Regions from separate parts of the Mus musculus genome. Here region 1 is linked to region 2. The links are chromatin loops, found by intact Hi-C in ENCODE. Cell type or tissue: heart. All regions are shown on one strand. Links, peaks and the distances in the headings refer to the core of each region. The heading gives the core; the rest is flanking DNA.

The links. A loop is a pair of places that touch in the nucleus more often than their neighbours do. Peaks named below come from ENCODE experiments on the same cell type or tissue, not always from the same donor. Only the 100,000 strongest peaks of a DNase experiment are listed, where the experiment ranks them.
Region 1: it touches region 2 in a loop (4-fold over the local background); 3 of 42 quality-filtered maps call a loop at or near these places.

The regions. Positions count from the first base shown.
Region 1 is chr10:17,724,498-17,733,398 of GRCm38, reverse strand. It overlaps Cited2 (Cbp/p300-interacting transactivator, with Glu/Asp-rich carboxy-terminal domain, 2), which reads right to left. Exons shown (of 2, transcript NM_010828.3): 2 at 7,725-8,901. The coding sequence ends at 8,644. Among named protein-coding and RNA genes, the nearest start is that of Cited2, 5.7 kb to the right of the region's middle. In heart, for the core only: a CTCF peak has its summit at 5,272 (motif pointing right); DNase peaks (open chromatin) are centred at 5,678 and 6,118; H3K4me3 peaks cover 934 bases; H3K27ac peaks cover 1,138 bases.
Region 2 is chr10:17,128,368-17,137,268 of GRCm38, reverse strand. No RefSeq gene overlaps it. Among named protein-coding and RNA genes, the nearest start is that of Gm20125, 37 kb to the right of the region's middle. In heart, for the core only: no CTCF peak of the experiment used is centred there; no DNase peak of the experiment used is centred there.

The DNA of each region.
Region 1 (8,901 bases), core at 4,293-6,792, 600 kb before region 2:
TGTTTTGAAGTTTATGGTAGGTCATACCGAATTTGTTATGGTTCACTAAAAACAAATCGGGTGGAGATACATTCTTGAAGCAAGTGTCAATCTAGTCTTGGTAGCTGCTCAGAAGGAAGTGCTAATAAAATTGATAGGACCTTAGCGCCACCTGGTGGCCAGTTAGTGAAATGCTTCCATGTACTAGAAGCATCACTTTAGCATGTAAAATCAAGAGTCATTTCCTGGATAGTTACACACATGATGCACAGTTCCTTTTGTGTAACTAGTTTTAACATATCAGTCTGTCATCTATCCAAGTAACTGAGGCTATATGGAGGCCTATGTTGGTGGGAAGTTGGATAAGAGAAACTAGACAAACAGATATAGACTGTTAGCTCTTTCCTGCTTAAAACTCACAGTTTTGCTTTGCTTCTTCTGAGTTAGCTTCAATTATAGAATTTTCTTTCTGAGGAATTAAATAACAATAAAAGTGATGGTGATGATAATCGTGGATCAGGGGGAGTTGTTTGAAGAAGTCAGAGCCCCACTATTGATTGAATGCCTTTTATTTCTAAGTCCCGAGTAACCAAATTATTAATATGTAAGGGAGTATGTGAGGCAGAACTTGAAATGAAGAGTTGGTTAAAAATTGTAGCACACATAATTGGAACTACTGTACTGGCAATGGCTGTCTCGTAGTCACTTAAAACATTAAAAGTGTTGTGCACAAGAAATCCTTCATGGCTGGTAAGGTTTGGATATTTGTTTGAAGGCCAGTAAATCTCAGCAGACGACAACAACAGTATAATGTTATTATGACAATGTAGGGAACGTTTACAGAGATGACTTCAGCGCTCAGAGCATCAGCCCAGCTGAATCAAGTCCGTGGCCCATCGCCAGGCTCCCATTTACCTTGGAAACAGAAAAGCAAGAAACGCTGTAACAGGGTTTGAAGCAGCACCTCGTAGTCCATCTTTCCACAGGAAGAAAAACGATAGGAGTAGGCCAATGCTTCTTTCATGAGAATTTGGATACACGTTATATTAATTAAACATCTTCATTTCACTGATGGAGAAACTTAAGCCAGCAGTGATTAAATTACACCGCTATTTAGTTGCAGAGTAAGGCCCATGTTTTTTAATCCTGGTCTACTATTCATTTCACTACAACTATTAATAGAAGAACCCTTCATGTGGCAGAAGAGAGCAAGAGAGCCAGTGGGCCACCCTTATAGCAGACAGTGTGGGTATGTCCAAGAAGATCATGTAAGTGTAAACTGACGGAATGCTACATCTCCACTAGTTTTCTTTTCCAAGACAAGGAGTCTCTGTGTAGTCCTGGCTGTCCTGGGCCTACCTCTGAAGACCAGGCTGGCCTCAAATTTATAGAGATCTGCCTGCCTCTACTACCAAGTGCTGGGATTAATGGTGTGGCCATTTCTTGTGTCTTGAGAGATTCATTTTCTTACACAATATCATTCTGAGAATTATAATCAATACTCAGGTATAATTGTTATCAGCCACTGGGGCAAGTTACAAAGTGGTCATTTTTTTTCTCAACCTGGGAGAACTTAACCACAAACATTTTTATTCATCGGGTTCTAGAATTGGCAAACCCCAGACATTAGCTTAATTTGGAAAGGGGGCCGCATTCAGCAACATGGAATTCAGTAAAAAGGGAAACAAAATTACAACCTATTGTACTTCGCTTTGATCGTACTTGAAGTTCTAGCAAGGTTAAAACTGTGAAACAAGGTTTACACTAGACAGTCCGTGTTCTTTCAGAGTCACATGTACCTTGCAGAATAGTTTGACTGGGTCTGGAAACGTGTACAGCCATATCTTGAGACTCCTAAAAGGTCAAATGTGTAATCGAATGGGCAGACACATCTGTAGTTGTTTTATAGCCGTGCGCTTTATAGCTGAGGACCATGTAAAGCAGGGGTCCTCACCCTTTCTAATAATGGGACCTCTTCATACAGTTCCTCATGTTGTGGTCATTCCCAACCTTAATATGATTTTGTTGTTCCTTCCTAACTTTAATTTTGCTAGTATTCTGAACCGTAATGTAAATATCTGCGTTTTCTAAGGGTTTTCTTAGGAGATTCCCGTGAAAGGGTTGAAACTCACGGGTTGAGAACGGCTAATATAGAGCTTTTTCTCCTGTGCAGTCGGTGCCATCTTAAGACGTCTTGGCTTATCTCAAGAGTGCTGTGTAAGCACCATCTCCAAGTCCCACCGCAGCCTCCCACGCCCTGGAGCAAATCGCTTCTTTTCTGAATGCCACATTCTTAACTTACGTTGGGATGATACGGGTTTTGCGGGACCGCTGTATTAGAGAAGTGTGCACGCGTGAGGCGCCTTCTTCCAATTTCTGAAGCACAGTACGCACTCAACTGAGCCAGCCACAAGAAACTCAGTGTCAAGGACGAGATCGGTTATGATTGTTCTCTCTGATTCAGTCCTATGAAGCCTAAAGAGCGTTCTTTTTGCCCTCTTAAAGCCCACATCCCACTGCCCGAGTAAAATCTGAAAAACAAACAAACAAACAAACAAACAAACAAAACCAAAAACCACCCCCCCAAAAAAAACACAATGGAGACTTCCCTTTATTTTGTTTTACTAACCTATTTATTTAAATATTTTTCATAACCCGTGTGGAATTCTTTTTCATGTTACTGCTTTTTTCTTTCTTTCTTTCATGACTTACCCCTTAGAGGGGTTCTAAGAACCGATCCCTGTCAACACAGGGATCTCAGAACCTCAGGATGGTTATCTTAGGCACTGGAGAGGCAGCGCAGTCACATGGAGAGAGAACCCTGGAAGGGACGTCTCAGTCAACCTTTGTCACAGAGCTTTGCAAAATAACTACAGCAGGGCGGTGCTTGCCTGGCAGCCTAAAGGTTTGGCTTCACAGCTTAATCCTGTGTGCATTGGGGTAGGGTGGGGGGGGGGGTTGCAAACCAAGTCCAAAACTACACGTTGCAAGAAATAGCAATACCAATGAATGGATAGAAATACTCTTTGTGGACAACTAATGTTTTGGTTTTTTTCCAGACAGGGTTTCTCTGTGTAGTTTTGACTGTCTTAGAACTTGATAGATTTGGTCCCAGGCAACCTAAACAGTGTGATTCTTGCCGTCTTAAAAATCGGTGTCCCATCATCCAAGAAAACTTTGAGAAAGTCTTGTAGACTAGGCTGGCTCCAAACTCAGAGATCTTCCTGCTTCTGTCTCTCAGGTTTGGGGATTAAAGGTGCCAGCCGCCAGGTCCATAGCAGACACAATGAGAGGGGGCTCAAGTAGCCATGACCCACCCACTTGGCTGTGACTGTCCTTCATGCGTTCATCTACATCTTGTAGTTAGCTTCTTTATTATTAACATTATTGTTATTTTATATTAGCTTGAGTTTCCCCTCAGCCTACATTTTATTTTCTACACAGCTTTCCAGGCCAAGAGAGGGTTCCTTAAGCCTTCTGTGTCTGTAACCGGTGATGGTACCAGCTAACGTTACCTGGCTGCTGCCTCCGGAGACACAGACTCCCTCCCGGCTTAGTTCTGCAACCCCGTGTCACCAACTAATTATTCTACAGTGAAGGGAAGAGAGGGAAGGCTTTTAGTGATGAGCATGCCTGGGGTACTCTGGAAAAATGCCAAGAAACCTGTGACTCAAGATATTCAACCTTCACCCCATGATGGACAGCGGCTTCGCTAATCGCTCAGATCAGGTCAGCCTAAACCAACAGTACCAACAGGAAGCAGCAGGACCCATCACTCATCTGTGATCTGCCATGGGCCGTTCACAGGTCCTGGGCTAGCCAAGCAGAATTCTCTGGAAGCACACCATTACCCAGGCTTCTGACATTTCTGGGTTGCTTTTAACATTTGTGCTTATCTTGGGGAGGGGGGGACCTGATTAGGATCAATGCACTCAAAAGGCACTGTTTATTTATAGAAGTGTGGAAGGAAGGAGGCCTGATAGGATCTCCTTCTCTAGGTTCACACAGCCCCCTAGTTTTCTTAGCTTATTTCAAGCCTATAAACAGCTAAACATAATAGAAATTCAAACCCAAGGCACCTGAACTATTTAAAGCCCCTTATTTAGCAAAACTTAGCATTCCCACCCTTTGAAGAGAAATTTCTTTCTTTCTGGCATCTTAATAGTCCCCCCCCCCAAAATATAGGTGGGTCTCATGTGCTGTAAAGCAAGCTAAATTATTTATCGGCAGCTTACTGCTTGAGGAAAATGTTCTAATATTTCCCTTTCCAATAAGTGGCTATCAGTAAAAAAAAAAAAAATCATTTCTGTTCTTGCTGCATAAAAAAAAAAATAGGTCAAGTAATTTAAGCCAGTCCACTGCAATTAAAATTCAGACACTGCCATTGTCCCTTCTGTTTAAGGGGGGGGGGGGGAAGACAAACACAACACGTGCGAATAGGGTTTCATTGGCTCAGGCCTTTGATGTGCTGTTTGGTGTTCTCTTGCTGAGGTTTGCCTCAGCCTGTCTGGGAACGTAGATTTTGCCGATAGTGGTATAACACTGAGCTGGTAAATACCATCTCTGAAGCTACAGGAAATAGTCCCTTTATGCAAGCAAAAACAAAACATAACAGAAAAAAAAAATGGCCAGTGGCTGCTAGCCTACATTCTCCAAGTTCTCCATTTATTCTTTTGGAGACAATGTTATCTGCCAGGTTTATGTTGAAGTAAATTTTCCTGACTCAATTAGACAGCAACATTTATTCTCATTAGAGTTCCCGTGGTCCTTTTCACTAGATTAGAGCCAGTGGCTAGGTCACATTCCAACGTGCATAATTGCATTCTGCATTCCTGAATATTTCCCACCATGTCTTCAACCTCACCCCAACTGAGTATAGTCTTCTTGACCCTCATATACAAACCAGCAGTCCTGTTGTGGGGCTTCAGATGTTTGCCATCCCCACATCTGATACGCTAAAGCATTGGCCCAAACCTCCATTCCTTGCTCTTTCAAAAGGAAAATCCCTAAGCCAGTGTATATTTCCAAAGAGGAAGCCAATCTCAAATTATGCACCTTTAACCACAGGTAGGTAAGATACTCTTATTTTTATAAAGAGTGCTTAATCTCCAGTCCTGTTGATTTAAAAAAAAAAAAATGGTTGAACAAACATGGAATATTTGCTCAAGGGAAAAAAAAAAAAAAAAAAAAAAAAAAAAAAACCAAAGTCTTCAGCAACGAAGAAAAAAAAAAAACCTCTCCAGAGAGGCGCTTTCCTTTAACCTTCTGAATAAATTCCACAAGGGGGCGAAAACACCTAATGATCCAGAGCTGCAAAGTTTGTATTTGAAAGCCAGCCACCCATAATAGATTAGTGGATTAATATTTTGCTCTAAAGGATCTGGCCTTTAATGTTGACATCAATTTATAGCCATCCCAGGCGTTTACAGTAGTAAAAGTCACAGAGACCGTAAACTTCACAATAGATGTCAGCCTCCTGGAACAAGTGCTCTAGCCTAGCACCCCATAAACAGTGGTGATTAGGCAACTGTTCTTCAAAGACCTATCCAGGGCTCTAACGTCTTTATCAGCCACAAAGATGCTGCCACCGGGATTTTAGCAAGCACCCGGCAGAGCAGCACGATTATATTCACGCAGACATATTCCTCTGTTGTGTGTCAATGGGGCTGTGCTTATCACTGATCTCGTCTTGAAAATCAAGCGTGCAGTGTCTGTTTGTGAGCAGAACCTAAAGAACAGAGGCCCTCTTGTACCACGTTAGAACTTTCTGACAAACAGCCAAGGTACAGAGGTCAAATTTCCCCATATGCCCTCAGCAACTTAGTAGGAAGCAAGACCACAGAAGGTTTTGCAAATGTCTGCCAGGAGCCGGGTGATCTAGGTCACTGTACAGGTTTCATTAATCAGGTTGTTTAAACAAGGGCTTATTTTTCTCTGCCTAAAGCGACCTGCAGATATCACGTAGGATCTGCTCAATTGTTGATCAAGAGAGTTTTAATGAAATAGAGATGGTGGGTGGGGGAGGGGAGTTTGTATTTGCACTGAGGACAAATTGTGCTTTTAGCCAGCTCTCTGAGTCCTCTGTTCTAACAGGGATGGGTCCAAGTTCTAATAATAGTTCCTTGAGCTCTGCATCTCTACATACGTGTCCGGCATTGGAGCAGCAGGAGCGATTTAATGACAGAGCAGGTGTTATGGCTTATTCCCTGGCAGAATAAATGGTGAATCGGGGTGGTATGACAATTCTTTGCTTGCCTCTTCATGACACACACACACACACACACACACACACACACACACACACACACACACACACACACTCCCTGGGAGAACAAACCAGTATTTGCTGTATGCAAACTTTTTTTTTTTTTTCACTTGAGCCTGGGAGAGGGGGGAAGAAAAGAAAAAAGGAAAGAAAAACTTACTGTGAAAAATGCTTGGCTAGGAAGATTTACTGCCGGATTGCAGATGCAATATTGACATGCCGTAGCTAAAGAGAACTTCAGCTTTAACTCTTGGAGAAATGGGGTTGTTTGAAAATTGGGGTGAATGAGCTTTGCGTGATTTCATAGAACACAATTATTAATAGGATGGTGTCAATTATAGAGTTATAAAAAGCCCAGTGCACTATGCATCTTAATTTTACCTGTCCTGCTTGGAAATAGAACTTAACAGAGTCGAGCCACTCGGAGTCCTTCTCAGTCAGCCTATGTGCCAGATTCCAGGGCAGCCCTACCTGCTTGTTCTGACTGCAAACATGGGCTTTAGGATCAGATTCAAAGCACAAAAAGGGACCGCTCTTTTGAAGCAAGGTTTGCTGTAAGACCTTCTTGGCCTGCATTTCCTTGGTCTCTCCATAGGGTCAGTGGGAGTCTCTGTTCTTGGCTGAGGGTATGCTGCTCTTGAAAGCGTGAAAACATGACAGGCAACAACAACCTAACTCCTCTCTCACCTGGGATGCTCTGACACTTTCTTTCTCTTCTGCTTGATTATGTAAGGCTATCCCTGACACCCACTGAATGTGGGTTTGGTCTGCTTAAAGACTCAGCTCACCCAGGCTGTTAAACTCATTTTATACTGAGGTCCCTGGCACCTAATGCATGGGACAGCGGCAGCTCAGAATTCTGGAAAATGGGGCACGCTTGGGAGGGAACATGTTATGAAGGTTGTAATTTGACCTTTGAGTCAACCTCGGAGCAAAACTTAAATATTATTGGAAGCCTCAAGGTAGGTTTCCACCCCCCTCTTGCACCCAGAACTGCAAACCAGTCAGAATCTATTTGAGGTTAAGCTGGCAGATGTGTCTATCCTTAGCGCCTTTGCTCAGAAATAAAATTCATCACTTGAAATAAAGGTAATTTATATTTAATGCCACCCCATCAATCACTCAGTATAATATTCTAGTCCATGTCCTTTTAAGTAGTTGAATCAAAAACAGTTTTCTCCCCCCACCCCCACGCAGTGAGAAAGATTAAATATTGCTAGCCTTCCTAGCCAAGGAGCACTGGAAATGGAAACAACAGCAAAGAAACAACAACAAAAACACTGTGACAACTTCTCAGCCTTTGATTAAACCACACCAAGAGGCATGCTACAAAGGTAACCAGCAGCATTATGTCAATTATCCTAAATCCTGCTTTCCCTTAAGCTCACGGTGACCTGTTTTAGTGTCCTGAAACTTATTATCCTTTGAAAGCTTACTCGCAATAACAAGTGGAATGTAAAGACAACCCCCCCCAAATGACTGACTTTTAGAAAACAAGTTTATTTCTTAACTTTTTATTGACATTGGCAAATTAAAATAGAATAAATTAACAAGTATTTTCTCAAAAAAATGTTTTGTACAAAAATACTGTCAAAATTTCCTAAAAAGCTTTCAACACAGTAGTATCTTTTCATGTACTGAATATAACTATTAGCACAGTGTCAAAAATGTTGAAGACAGAAACAAAATAAAAATCTGTGAAATGTTTGCCACTGACGACATTCCACACCCTATTATTGTCTGTACATATGGGGGAGGGGAGACAGCCAACTTGAAAGTGAACGGTATGACTTTTCCTGATCCAGAACGGTTTGGCCCACATGTTTAATCTTCCAGTTTAGCATATTTGAAAACTTAAGTCTGTACTCGAATGCATAGTTAAAAAAAATGAAGCGAGATGGCAGTTTGTGCAGTAATATCTGCCCTTCAAAGATCATGCAGCCAACAAATGCAATGTTTCCTTTCACTCATGAATCTGAACGCAGCGCAGTCATTTGAAACCATCTACAAAATCCACAAGATTAAGCAGTTTGCCAAGCTTAATATCTAACAGTTGAGCACGGGAGAAAGTGAGGAAATAAAGGAGTAAAAACAAACAACAAAAAAGACCAAGTTAGCTAGATATTTCAACTACATAAGGGAGGTGAATGTCAAGGCTACAAAAAACGAAACAAGAATAGGAAAAAGTGGCAGCAATCTTTTTTTTTTTTAAACCAATTTGTACAAGTTTATAGTTTACTTTGTTTCCAGGTTCTCAACCCTTTCAGGATCTGAAAAGCGAGATACTGCGTCTAAGGGAATGTTTGTTTTTTTGTTTTTTTTTTAATTCACACCGAAGAAGTTGGGGGTGGGGGTGGGGTGGGGAGGGTGATTTCTTTCCGCCTGCGAGGTTAACCGAGTCAACAGCTGACTCTGCTGGGCTGCTGCTTGCACACGAAGTCCGTCATAAAATCAAACTCATTTTGGCCCAGCCAGAGTTCGGGCAGCTCCTTGATGCGGTCCAAACCCATTTCTATCACTAAGGACATAAGCACTTCCTCGTCGATGAAATCAGTGTCTATGACATTGGGCGGCAGCATTGCCGCGGGGACGTGAGCCACCGAGGCGGGCATGGTGCTGCCACCGCCGCTGCCGCCCGCGCTGCTGCCACCCGCGCC
Region 2 (8,901 bases), core at 3,482-5,981:
ATCAGGGAAATGCAAATCAAAACAACCCTGAGATTCCACCTCACACCAGCCAGAATGGCTAAGATAAAATTTTCAGGTGACAGCAGATGCTGGTGAGGATGTGGAGAAAGAGGAACACTCTTCCATTGTTGGCGGGATTGCAAGCTGGTACAACCACTCTGGAAATCAGCCTGGAGGTTCCTCAGAAAATTGGACATAGTAATACTGGCAGATCTAGCAATACCTTTTCTGGACATATACCCAGAAGATGTTCCAACTTGTAATAAGGACACATGCTCCACTATGTTCATAGCAGTCATATTTATAATAGTCAGAAGCTGGAAAGAACCCAGATGTCCATCAATAGAAAAATGGATACAGAAAATGTAGTAAATTTACACAATGGAGTACTACTAAGCAATTAGAAACAATGAATTTATGAAATTCTTAGTCAAAGGATGTATCCTGAGGATATCATCCTGAGTGAGGTAACCCAGTCCCAAAAGAGCACACATGATATGCACTCACTGATAAGTGGATATTTACCTAGAAACTTAGACTACTCTTGATACAATTTGTAAAACACATGAAATTCAAGAAGAAGGAAGACCAAAGAGTAGATACTTTGTTCCTTCTTAGAACTGGGAGCAAAATACCCATGGAAGGAGTTACAAAGTCAACATTCAGAGCTGAGACAGAAGAAAGGATCATCCAGAGACTGCCCCACCCAGTGATCCATCCTATATACAACCACCAAACCCAGACACTATTGCATATGCCAGCAAGATTTTGCTGACAGGACTCTGATATAGCTATCTCTTGTGAGGCTATGCTAGTACCTGGCAAATACAGAAATGGATGCTCACAGTCATCTATTGGATGGAACACATGGCCCCTAAAGAAGGAGCTAGAGAAAATACCCAAGGAGCTAAAGGGGTCGGCAACCCTATAGGAGGATTAACAATATGAACTAACAGTACACCCCAGAACTGTGTCTCTAGTTGCATATGTAGCAGAGGATGACCTAGTTGGCCATCAGTGGCAGAAGAGGCCCTTGGTTTTGCGAAGATCATATGCCCCAGTACAGGAGAATGCCAGGGCCAGGAAGCAGGAGAGGTTGGGTTGGTGAGTAGAGCAGGAGGAAGGTATAGGGGACTTTCAGAATAGGATCTGAAATGTAAATGAAGAAAATATGTAATTAAAAAAATAAAAAGAACATACTGGTCTTCTAGCTGTCTCTTTCTATTCCTTTTGTTTGATGTCTTTTCAGTTCTCAGCATATGATCATTTCCTAAATAATATTTAATCTTTATAGGCATTTTACATTTTTTTAAAAATACTTTTTTCCATAATCAATTATTTTTAAACACCCCTTACTTAGCAATACAGAGTAATGTAAACAAAATTCATTTATTTAATTACCTAACGTGTACAAGTGGTAATGATAGACTTTTGGAAAAATACAGCAAGGAGCTGTCAGTGGAAATGAGTTCTCTTTTCATAAGGATGATTAGATAATCTTTGCTGGAACATGCAAAAAAATTTCAGAAGAAAGGCTAAGCAAAATGTTAGTTGATTTCTGAGTATTTGCACATCTGTCAGCTTCTATTTTTAGATTTTATTGATGAGACTAAATGGATTAAGTAGTAAAGTACTTGGGATTTCTTGTTGATTATCATTTGATATGATTCTTTACTAGCATTAGCAAATCCCAGAGATAGTATAGAGAAGGGTCTTGGTCAGCCTGTTCCCTGGTATGTTTATCAGGCTCTGGAAGACCAAGGAACAGGGGTGATTCAGAGCCATTGAATAAGGTATACCATAGGAAGTCAGTTTTCCACAGTTAACCTATCTCTGGGGACTTTAACAGAGTCAGAATTTCCACTGCTCCTACTGTATATGCATCCATGTCTAGAAAAAAATCTCCTGAAATACTACAGTGTCTATACACTGTACTTTGGGGTTGGAAATGTGTTCAAAATAAAGTCCTTTCTGTATAAGCAAGTGGTCCTGAGGTTTGATCGCTTGCACACATAAACATTCAAGTATCTATAATTCCAACTCTTGGTAGGCTAAGACAGCACTTGTTAGCTACCTTACCTTGCCAGATACATGACTGAGCTCCTAGTTCTGTGATAGACCTTATCTCAAAAAATTAGATGGAGTCCTGGGTCTTCCTGTGCATCCATTCCTATATGCACATTGCCCCTCTCCCATAGTCACATAAAAATGCACACAAAATAATTATTTTTATGGTCTCATAGTTTAGCCTCACCAATCTAGGCTCTATCAATTGAGTTATTTCATATGGCTCTCTGTTCATTTAAAAGAATACTTTACATTCAGGTTTTGTTAGAAGAAAGCAATCTGTTAAAAACTCTGCTCATGTTCAAAGTCAAGAGTCTAACCTCAAAGGAAGATGTTAGGTATAATAGGGCAGTCGTAATGACCTCATGTTGTTTTTAACTTTCTAAAAACCTTATAGATTAATAAATATTTATAGCTTTTATGGCATCCTGGGCTTTTTCATTATAGAGAAATGGAAGCTGTTCTGTAAACACGGAGTGTGTTACACAAGGTCATTCAAATATGAAACTGTAGAATGTAAGTCTTTGGCTCCTAGTCCTATATTTATTTTAGTACAGTACATTAAACAGTAGTTTGAACAAATAGAGAGATGGAAACTGAGAGGAAGGAACAAAGCAATAAAGGGAAGAGATAAAAGGTAAAAGGAAAATATGCAATCAATTTCCACTGTGCCAAGTGTCTACAAAGTACTGAGATCTATGTGAATAGACTGTGTGCTATGCCACCTGTCATATCATTATGGTCTCAGAACAATCTAGAAGTGAAGTCATCTGTTCCAAACAATCAGAGGCTTAAAGAGAGGTAACTTAGCAATTGGTGGAACTGAACTAGAATTCAAGTCTTTCAGTTAAATCTACCATTATTACATGTTGCTTCACTAGAATAGCATACGGATGTGTACGTGTGCTCGCATGTGGTGTGGTGTAGTGTGGTGGTGGTGGTCGTGGTGGTGGTGGTGGTGGTGGTGGTGGTGTGTGTGTGTGTGTGTGTGTGTGTGTATGATGTAGCAACATCTACAAAAATGTACCTGCTATGGTTTGGGTGTTCCCCAAAGGCTGGTGTGATTGGAAGCTTTGTCCCTAGGAAAATGTTATTGGGAAGTTCTGTAGAGGGTGTAACAGGCAGATTTTTTTGTGGGAGGTCAGAGGTTCATGCTCTCCACAGGACTTAGCCTCTTTAGATTTCATAAGAGGGTTGCTACTACAAAAGGAACAATTCTGGATCAGTCTAATCCTCTCAGTTTTTCATCTGTGAACAGAATCTTTTCACTCCTGCAGGTATTTTTTGCCATTGCTAGACATCTTGAGATGATGCAGACAAGGCTCAGCTTACACCCTAGACCCTGCGCTCTGCCATTTGACTCTCTAGAACTATTAAAAAAACTTTTCTTCTTCATTAGCTCACATGTCTCGGGCATTTCATTATAGCCATTTAGGCTAATGCATATTTAGGTATCTGCATATTTAAGTAGGAAAATACAAAATTTGTATGATGCACGAAACTTTCTCTTCATTAGGATGAATTTTCTTCCTGAAGTCTCATACAACTTCCCATTCTTGTCTCAGTTTCTGCTCTTGGCATACAGTGCTTGCTAGAATCTATATAGTCAAATAAGCTTCAATCCAGTTGTTGATGAAATTGCTATTACTTTCTAAGGATGGCACTTAACATGCATAAAAGCTAATAATGGTAGAAAGATTGGATAGGAAGTAGGCAGCACCCATGTTCTATATCTCTGGGATCACTGGAGTTTACTTGTATTACAGGTTAAGTAAAGGTCTGGTATTATAGCCCAATGGTATGGTATTTTTCTGGCACATACATGTACTTGCTCCATAGCCAGTGCTCTAAGACAGTAGATAAAAACTAGAAGAACAATATTGCTTACAATGCTGTAGCTCTATACTAACTTGTGTTGTGTTTTGTCCTATCTTATTTTATATTTTAAAATGGAATTAATTTATCTATTTAAAAACTTTACTTCTATGTGTGTGTATGCTATCTATAGACATGACTGTGTGTCTCAATTATCTCTGCTGAAAGCCAAAAGGCCATTACTGTTCTGCTCTAATAAGGCCCTGTTAAAAAACTAGGAGCAGCTACCAGATGGAGGTCGAAGTACCTGGGAAGAATTAAGAGGCTTTTCTTGAACTTGCTCTAAAATACTACTCCTTGCAGTGACTGGAATAATTACACTTCTATTTGCTATTCAAAGTGTCCCTAAGTAGAAGGGGGGATGTAAAAGACAGGGTCAAAGAAACAGTGACCCTGTTCTTATGGGGAAATTCTAGTTTGCCAAATTAAAAACATGTAAGTTTTCTCTTTAAATGAATTCATGTTTATTTTCAAAGACTAAAAATAAAAATTTAAAAGAATACTAAAGTTCTCCACCACCCATTTCCAAAACGAATTCAGCCCAAGGAGTTTGGCCTGTTTTAGGGAGTCAGACACCGTTTGGAACATAAGAGTTTGAAAGTAATTTAGAGAATCCACAGGAAGTGGTCCAGAGACCGGGTAATGAGGGAGGCTTAACATTTATCTGTGTTGCTGCTTCCGCTCTTTCTTTCCTTTTAGCTTTATGTGTTTGACCTCCTTACCCAATTGCCTGTTGCCTTTAACTTTTAAGAAATTTATTTTCATCTTTTGTTCCTTATCCACTCTTACGTTCGGCTATTGTTGGGCTTCAGTTTTCAGGTTAGATACTTCTTTCAACTACCCATGAAGCCTACTGTGAACAAAATTTGTTCTAATACAGCTGGTGATTTTGGAATCTGAGGATAAATCTAAAGGTATCACAGCAAATTTAAGAGTGCTTAACCATTACTGCTTTAGCAGTAGTGAAAACATCTTCTTACTGATTGTTGGAACTGAGGAGCAAGTTTTAAAAATTTGAATCATTGTGTTGTAGTCACATGTACTGTCACATCATTCGTTCCCCAGAATTTCTTTGCTATATGGGGCTCTTTTTTTTTTTTTTGTAGTAAATGTTTAGACATTCCAACATTCACACCCACACATTATCCTTACTCTTTTGATAGAGAACAACACCTAATTCAGCACTTAACCAATAGGGGACTTTGATGTTCCTTTTTTAAATACCAGAAATAGCCAGACTGAACTGAACCTGTGGATTGACAAGCCCTCCTGGAAAGCCTGGCTGGGGAAGAGCAGTGAATTGATAACTAAAGAGCGTTGCTCGTGCTCAGTGTGCCGTGTTTATAAAAATATTATCAGTAGAGCACATTTTTAATCTAGTGAGTATTTGGCAGCAGTGCTGAAATCCTTTCCCGCAGAGCATCAAGAATGACTTTAAATAAACAGAGCCAGCAGCCAGGAAATGCAGACTTCAGCAGATTTGGTAGCAGTGAGTGATAGCTACCAAAAGGCTCTTATCCCTGGTTGGAGTTAAATAATTTACTCCTTACCACCATTAAATGTTTTAAAATTATCTCCATGAGTGTGTGTGTGTGTGTGTGTGTGTGTGTGTGTGTGTGTGTGTGTGTGTGTGTTTATCCCATGTAATTATTCCTTCTTGCCACTCTTGACGTTAAATCCTAAAAATGGACCACAGTTCTCTCTATGTTAATTATTAGTATACAATTTGCCCATCAGTTTAACTGCTCTTTCCAGAGAGTCGTTAACCAATTAGTAACCAAGCACCACTAAGTCAGAAAGTTTGAGTGAGCCCTTTAACTTGAAAGGTGTACAAAGACACCAGCTGTTTTGTTTTCTAGGTGAGGCTGCAGAGCAAACTCTAACAGCATGGACTGCTTCCTGTATTTATCAGTAGTATACCAGTTCTTCATAAGCTTTTGTTCTTAACAAATTTTTAAACAAAATTAGAAGTATGACATTCTTTTATATTTATACAACATTCTTTTATATTTATTTTACCTACACAGAGATCTTACTTTTCTTATATTTCTTTCTTGTAAATTGAAGACATTTAGGTACTTTTTCTTGCACTGAAGTATTGTACAAATTTTATATTTCAATTGCATTTCTCAAGTTTATCTGCTCAGCTTTTGTTCAATAAACCCTTTATTATATTAATAAAAATCTATCAGGCTTGAACCATATATAATAGTGTCCAACATGTAGTTTGTGTCTGATATTAGTACAAGGTTATTAACATTATTCTTGATATTTTTAATGGAAGCCAAAAGATGGAATGAATAATTCAGTGTCACATGAACCTACATAACATTTTTCTAAGAACACCTGACTGGTATTGGAGCCAGAATATTTGCAATAATAGTTCAGCATTGTGTGATACATCTGCTACTTAAGCAGTGTAAGAAAAAGTATACTCATGTTTATGTGAAGAAACTTTGGCCTCAAAAGTTAACAAACTGGCTAGTTTTGCCGAGAGTCTAGTTCAACAAGTTGGACTTCATCTCTGCTTCTGAGCCCAGCATACTCACTGTAATGCCACCAATAACAACATAAAAAGATTAAGTTTAACCTGTAATAGGCCTGGATTTAAGGCTTCATCTGTGCACATGGGTTATATGTATTCTTTAATTCATTGCATAAAAATTCAAAACTAAAAATACAATTAATTTACAGAAACTTTTCCATTTTATGAGCTTCCATTTATAAATTGTTGATCTTAGTACCTGTGCTAATGGTGCTCTGTTCAGGAACTCTTCTGTGCCAATGAGTTCAAGGCTCTTCCCTACTGTTATACTCATAGGTCAGTGTTCTCAAAGAAGCATCCTCCTGCAGTAGATTAGAACAGATACAGAGAATCACAGCCAGACAGGATGGGGAGGACACCAGGAGAACAAGTCTCTCTGAAATCCAAATTAATGGAGCAAAGCTCATATGAACTCACAGAGATTGAAGCAGCAAGCACAGGCTGACATGGTTCTACATAGATTCTCTGATTATATATTATAGCTTTCAGGTCAGTATTTTTATGGGACTCCTGAATGTATGAGTACATGGTTCTCTGGTTGTCAGGTCTTTTCTTGAGGCTCTTCCCCTTCTGTTGGTTTGCCTTGTCCTATTTCAGTGTGATGGGTTTTGTTTCACCGTACTATATTTTGTTTGGTTGTTATCTCTTAGAAGCTTGTTCTTTTCTAATATGAGACAGATAGGGAGTTGATCTGAACGCAAGGGGAGTTGCAGGGGAACTGGGAGGAGGAGAGGGAGGGGTGTTAGCAATCAGGTGCTTCCAAGGTTTGCCCAAGGGACCTGGTGATAGCAGAGCCATCAGGCATCTCCATGGTCAGCCCCAGGGTTCTGGCAACAACAGGACATGCCATCACTAGCTGCCCAGATGGGACATATTCTCATTGCTGACTCATGTCTCATGTCTCCCTGTGTAGCAGTCACGTCCCCAGTAAAAGGAAGGGCTGCTTCTCCTGCTCCCCTTCTTTCCTGCCTCCATCCTGAGGCAATATTTGTGCCCCTCCCCTACTTTTAAAATAAACTCCCATGTGACACCTGTCCCATGGCTATCAGGTGTTGGTGCACTCCACTGTGGGGGTGAACACAAAGGCTGGGACCCTACCTGCCATGTCTGCCTACTCCGTTTGCTCGTACATTGACTAATTGGTGACTTTTCTCTGACTTTCCTCTCCTGGTTGGTATTAACCCTCCCCTGGACCCAGGGGACTGACTCTTGACCTTCTGCCAACCATCTGGTGTTCTTTAGGGTGGAAGAACCTCTCCCACCCACAGTATTCATGGCTAGAGCCAATCCTTTCTTGCTAACCCCTCAAAATAGACCTCTTCACTTGGGTGAAACCTCTTTCTAATAGAGGTACAGTTCCTCTGTTATCCCTCTCCCTCTTCCTCCCTGCCTCACATAAATATCCTGCTACTGGGTGACCTGTGCTTTCTGGGTCATCTGCCCTTGGTCCCTGGCCTCCAAGTGAAGACCTATTAGTCAGCTTGCACTACCCCTCTATTACTATAGAATTGTGTCTGTCTGTACATCCAGGCTGGAGAGCTTCAGACCCCTACAGCTAGGGCCTTATTTAAAACCTAAACTTATTTTTTTAATTAGGTATTTTCCTCATTTACATTTCCAATGCAATTCCAAAAGTCCCCCATACCTTCCTCCCCACTCCCCTACCAACCCACTCCTACTTTTTGGCCCTGGCATTCCCCTGTACTGGGGCATATAAAGTTTGCAAGTCCAATGGGCCTCTCTTTCCAGTGATGGCTGACTAGGCCATCTTTTGATACATATGGAGCTAGAGACAAGAGCTCCGAGTACTGGTTAGTTCATATTGTTGTTCCACCTATAGGGTTGCAGATCCCTTTAGCTCCTTGGGTACTTTCTCTAGCTCCTCCATTGGGGGCCCTGTGATCCATCCAATAGCTTACTGTGAGCATCCAGTTATGTGTTTGCTAGGCCTCGGCATAGTCTCAGAAGAGACAGGTATATGGGGATCCTTTCAGCAAAATCTTGCTAGTGTATGCAATGGTGTCATCGTTTGGAGGCTGATTATGGGATGGATCCCTGGATATGGCAGTCTCTAGATGAAGACCTAAACTTATAAACCCTTTGCAGCCAGACTTGGCCTCAGTAGCCATTTGATAATGACTCTAAATGGCTGCCTAATAGTAATTTTGATCCCATTATTTTAAGGGACCTTCATTATTGCCAATGATCCAGAAAATGGAAAGAGGTTCCCTATGTTCAGCCATTTTTTTACCTTATCTTCATTCCAAAGCTCTCTGTTCTTCCTCTTCCCCAGCCCGGCTCCTCTAGCAATTATATCTCAACTAGACAAAACCACCACTATTCTTGATCCAGCTAATGAGCCTCCTCCATAATGACACCAACCTACAGATCCCCAAGCTTCTCCTCCCATAGCT